Regions from separate parts of the Homo sapiens genome. Here region 2 is linked to region 1. Evidence: chromatin contacts called from ENCODE Hi-C or POLR2A ChIA-PET data. All regions are on one chromosome and are shown on one strand. Each heading gives the region's core, a stretch centred on a gene start or an enhancer-like site at or near the end of the contact. The rest is flanking DNA. Distances are from core to core; before and after follow the strand shown. Region 1 holds the start of CDKN3 (cyclin dependent kinase inhibitor 3). Region 2 holds the start of DDHD1-DT (DDHD1 divergent transcript).

Region 1 (2,613 bases), core at 47-2,546:
TTCTATATCCATATATACACATCCTATTCATTCTTTATCTCTGGGCAACCATGACTAGCTAATACAGTCTCTAAATCAAACTGTGGTACCTTCTTTACTAAGGAATTCCTTCTAATAGCTCTATACCCATTGGCTTTCACAACATGAATCAGGGGTTGAAATTTCTGCATATTTTTCTCAGATCTGCTCCAGGCGACTTCCTTTCCCATGGCTAGTTAAATGGGGACTGGAGAAGGCGGAGAAATACTCACATTTTTAAAAGATTACAGCTAATTATGTAGACACACTGGCCCTTAGACCTATCTTACCTGGCATTTTATAATTTCCCTTTCACACAATATAATTTAATTCATATTTGGGGGACAGGAATATTGATCTACACTGTAACTTGTCTAGTTTCTGGAACGATAAACTAAAACTTCAAGCATATAAAATATGTTTATACTCTAAATTTTTAGTTTTTTCCCTAGTATTTGTATGTCTAGATATAATTACAAAGTCTATGTGATGTTTTTCATGTGACGATCCAATACAGTGCTTCCCTGAGCCCTTAAAAAATAAAAAATAAAAATACAACTTAAAGAAACAAAAACTCCCTACCGTAGCCGCTACAAGGGAGGCTAAGGCGGGAGGATTGCTTGAGGACAGGAGTTCGAGGCCAGCCTGGGCAACATAGTAAGACTTCCGTCACAAACACAAAAACTCCCAACCCGGGTTCGAGACCAGCCTGACCAACATGGAGAAACCCCGTCTCTACAAAAAATACAAAAATTAGTCAGGCTTGGTGGCACATCCTTGTAATCCCAGCTACTCGGGAGGGTGAGGCGGAGACTCGCTTGAATCCGGGAGGCGGAGGTGGCGGTGAGCCGAGATCGCGCCATTGCACTCCAGCCTGGGCAACAAGAGCGAACTCCGTCTCAAGAAAAAAAAAAAAATCACCTCCCAACCGTATGGACCACGCTGACATCCTGCCATCAAGAAGCAAAGCTTTCCAGCGTCCCCCAAGCGCTAGGGCCGCCTTCTGACTCTTCCGCCCCGCCTCCGCCCCCTGCACTCTCCCAACTGGCGGGAGGAGGGCGCCCTCCCAGCCAATCAACGTCCCACAGGGCCCGCCTCCCGCGCGTCTTTCAAAGGTCTTCTAGGAACCAGTCAGCGATTAGAGGCCGAGTCTTCGGCCACCCAAAGGCGGAGTAAGAAACCAGAAGCGGATCTGATTGGTTGCTGGAAGACGCCGCGCCCACCTCACAGAAGGACGAACCAGTGAGCTAAGCTGCGGGGCGCGGGCTCGGCCGGGGCACCGGTGAGTCGCCGGCGCTGCAGAGGGAGGCGGCACTGGTCTCGACGTGGGGCGGCCAGCGATGAAGCCGGTGAGTCGGACGTGCTGGGGTTTGGAGGAGCGAGGCGGCAGGGACGCAAGCGGTCCCGGGGACCCGATCCTGGGCCGGAGGGCAGCCCTAGCCTGGTAGCAGTGCGACTGGCGCCGTAACCGTTCTGCGGGTCGGGGAGGTGACTCGCACGGGCCCAGCACGGGCACGAGAGACGAAGGAGCAGGGTCGGTGGCCGACGAAGGAAAGACGGACATTCGCTGTGCACCTGCTGTGGGCTGTCACCTGTCCCCTGCGGGGTCTCATAAGCCTCCCAGCCGCCCAGCCAAAGAGGGCCGAGCCTCGTTGTACCGAGGAAACCGAGCCGAAGAGCTTGAGTGTCAGCGATGAGTGGGCGCGATACCCCAGCCCCGAAGGGTGGCCGGGCGCTACCTGCGCCCACAGGGCCTGGGGAAACCTTGAGTACGAATGCCACGCCGCGGCTTGTGGGCGACACCACCGCTGTCACCATGCCCCAGGGCCACCTGGCAATGCTGCTCTTTTCCCGTGACGTTCAGAATCACAGGGCCTGGGGAAGCAGAAACGTCCAGCTCTGTTAGGATTAATAAACCTGGTGAATGGGCCACACAAATTTGAAATATGAATCATCAAAGTTGCTTTAAAGAAAAAACAGATGCAGGCAAGGAGCTGAAGATCCCCCACCTAACCCATATTTCCTACTGCCCGGCTTGACAACCTACTGGAAGCCTTTCCTTTGGGTGCAGTTGATTATAATACTTCAGATAGAGCCAAAGCAACAGAAATCCATAGCCTAGGGCCGGGTGGTGTCTCGCGCCTGTAATCCCAACACTTTGGGAGGCCAAGGCGGGCGGATCACTTGAGGCCAGGAGTTGGAGACAAGCCTAGCCAACACGGTGAAACCCCGTCTCTACTAAAAATACAAACATTAGCTGAGCGTGGTAGTGCACGCCTGTAGTCCCAGCTACTCGGGAGGCTGAGCCACGCAAATAGCTTGAACCCAAGAGGCAGAGGTTGCAGTGAGCGGATATCACGCCACTGCCCTCCAGCCTGGGCGACAGAGCAAAACCCTATCTCAAGATAAAAGAAAGAAAGAAAAAAAAGTCCGTAGCCTAAATTAGCCGTCCTGTGATCTTCTAGTACCAAGACCGTTGTAGAATATAGCTTCAGAGCTAGAAAGAGCATTAGGTGCTTACAATTGCTAATCCCTATGTTGCCATGTGGAGGGACATCAGCTGTCCTTCACTCCTGGCCTCTTTCTCCACCTGTC
Region 2 (2,613 bases), core at 63-2,562, 1.2 Mb before region 1:
AGGTATCCAGTCCTCCTGACCCCAGGCAGCTTGGGTTTTGCCATCTGCTCGTTTACCCTTCAGCTGCCGACGCTCCCTGCTCAATCTCCATCCTGCCCCAGCCAAACGCCAGGCCTCACGCGCCTCCCTCTTCGCGGCGACCAGTCCCAAACCCACACCGGTGCGCATCGGCCCATGCAGGGGCAGCCCGTCCTGCCCTAACCCCGGCCCGCTACTCACGGTTCCAGTACACCGGGTAGCACTCTCCTTGGGTCACATCCACCTCGTAGAGGCCGCCCCGCACGCACACAGGCTCGATGTTCACAAGCTCCACCATCTCCGGCTCGTGCCCCGTCGTACTCTGGCAGAAGCCGCAGGCGCGGTCCTCATCGTCATCTTCTCCGGAACTGGAGGCTGGGCCCGTGGGGGAGCACACATGGTCGCCGTCCCGGTCCCCGCCCTGGGGCCGGGCACCCGTGGTCTGCAGCAGGGTCCGGAAGGCGAGCTCGATGCGGAGCGAGTCGTAGCCGATGAAGGGCTTCCAGGTCTTCTTGTCCTCCTTGTAGAACCAGCGTACCTCCTCCGGGCCCAGCTCCGTCACTACCTCATAGCGGTGCCGGGCCGCCGGGCCGCCAAGCCGGGTACGTTTCCTTTCCCCGGGGGACCCTCCTGTCGCGCCGCCGCCCCCCGAGTTCGTCGGGACCAGCGGAGGCTGCTGCGGCGGGTGCAGCGACAAGGAGCTGCCGCCGCCGCCGCTCTCACCCTCGCTGTAGTAGCGCAGCGAGGAGCCCGACTCGGCGGAGCTGAAGTCATAGTTCTCGTCACTGAGGCAGGGGTCCAGCGCGAGGTGGTGGTTGTGGTCGTCGGTGCCCGGCGCCAAATGCAGCCCGGGTTCCCCGCGCAGCAGGGCCAGGGGCACGTCGCCGTCGTCCGGGTCCCCGCCGGGCAGGTGCTCGAAGCAGCAGACGCCGCCGCCGAACGCTGGCCTCGCGTCTGAGCCCAGCTCCCAGGCGCCGCCGCCGCCGCCTCGGCCGTTATGCTCGGGGCTCCGTGGGGACCCGCGGCCCGGGTAATTCATGCTGTGGAGACGCCGCCGGCTGTCCGGCGGCGCGCGGAGCCGTGACCCCCAGCGCTTCCGCCACACATTCAACGCCGCCGCCCTCTCCACCCGAAGTTTCTAATCTTTCAAATCCCGACCCGAGCTGCGGCGGCAGCGGCGACCGCTCCGCCCCCACGAGACCCGCAGCCGCCGCAGCTGCGTTCTGCCGCCGGCCCCATTGTCACGCAGCCCGACGTAGGCGGTGCTTCGGCCCCCGCCCCGCCCCCCGGCCGCGTGCGCCGCCCCGGAAGCCCGGGCTGCACCGGCGCCGCGCGCGGGGTTCCCCCCTGCCCCTCTGGCTGGGAGGGCAGGGTGGTGTCAGGTCGCCCGCCGCTCTTGGGCCTCCTCGGCTCCCTTCCTCCTTCCTTGCGGTCTTCATGCACAGCTGCCTCGGTCCCCCGCTTCTGGAATTCACAGCCCAGATGTGGATAGGCTTTACCCCACTCATCCTTACAATGTGGGTCATGAGCCCAGAGCCTTAAGCTACGTGTTAGGAGGGCCCCAGGATGTAGGATTCAGCATTGCTCTTTTTGACCTTAGGCCCTACTGCGGCCTCGCCTGGACGTTTTGTCACCTGGCCCTGGTGCCTCCAGACAGAACCAGGACGCATAGGTGGGTGGATACGAGGGCACTCCACCCCACACCCATCACTCACCTTGGTGTCACCACTCCCACTGGGAAACTGGAATCTAAACCTTGCTTCATATGCCATCTCATATTATTACTTATCTTTTGATGCTTGGATTTCCTGTTTTCTCAACCTCATTGCTAGGCCCTTGATGGAAACCAAGTCCATGTCAGCCTCTCCCACACAGTGGGTGCGCAATCAGTCTTAGTTGATTATAATGATGTCAAGTCCAACCAGCTGTGGTAAAGAGTGTTCGATTGAGAGGTAGAAAACAACCAGGTTCTAGATTTAGCTTTGCTAACCATCCACAGGCAAATCACATAATCTTCCTGATCTTTTTGGTTTCCTCATCTGTAAAATTAAGATTCTTGGACCAGATGATATCTAAAGTTCCTTCTAGCAATGGAATTCTATGAACTTTAAGGTTTCTTCCAGATTTTTATGCATCTCTGATTCTGTAACTCATATTCTGGGATCAAGTTGAATACAGAGGCTCCCTTATGTGGGTCTTTTTTATTTAAAAAAAATTATTTTGTAAGCACATCACCCTATGTTGAGAATCCAGAGAAAAACCATCTCCAACCTCAGTGTTTTCATTTTAAGAATAGACAGTCTTCACTATTTCTTTTACTCTCTGGTGGAATCAGATTGGTAGGGCAATTTTTCTTGCTCCTGAGATGTAACCTGTCAGACATTATTACTCTGTCATTATTTAAATCAAGACTATCTGAAGTTTGTACAGGGCCTTTGTAGGAATTTGAAAAAAGGCATTGCTTCCTGTGGGCAGATACAGAGCGGTGTTGGAGTTGATGGCTTGTCAAGTAGAATACAGGCTGGATTTTCTGCCCCAATTAGTGCCCTTAGCTGGTTAACCTTGTGCAGTGAACAACCTATCCAACTGTATACT

What was found. A loop is a pair of places that touch in the nucleus more often than their neighbours do. ChIA-PET counts read pairs that join two places held with the same protein, here RNA polymerase II (POLR2A). Pooled maps may share reads with other maps.
Region 2: a map of OCI-LY7 shows a loop between it and region 1 (5-fold over the local background). The contact joins the promoter of DDHD1-DT here to the promoter of CDKN3 in region 1. A Hi-C loop is called at or near these places in 3 of 168 maps with a recorded cell type or tissue (OCI-LY7 and naive thymus-derived CD4-positive, alpha-beta T cell), 5 of 37 single-sample maps with no recorded cell type and 14 of 50 pooled maps. POLR2A ChIA-PET finds 5 or more read pairs at or near these places in 1 of 52 experiments (activated naive CD4-positive, alpha-beta T cell).

What each region holds. Positions count from the first base shown.
Region 1 is chr14:54,395,711-54,398,323 of GRCh38, forward strand. CDKN3 (cyclin dependent kinase inhibitor 3) reads left to right here and starts at 1,297. Exons shown (of 8, transcript NM_005192.4): 1 at 1,297-1,367. The coding sequence starts at 1,359.
Region 2 is chr14:53,152,042-53,154,654 of GRCh38, forward strand. It overlaps DDHD1-DT (DDHD1 divergent transcript), which reads left to right and starts at 1,313. Exons shown (of 3, transcript NR_110062.1): 1 at 1,313-1,690. DDHD1 (DDHD domain containing 1) reads right to left here and starts at 1,282. Exons shown (of 13, transcript NM_001160148.2): 1 at 220-1,282. The coding sequence starts at 1,057. RefSeq lists enhancers at 38-87, 108-307 and a silencer at 1,128-1,457.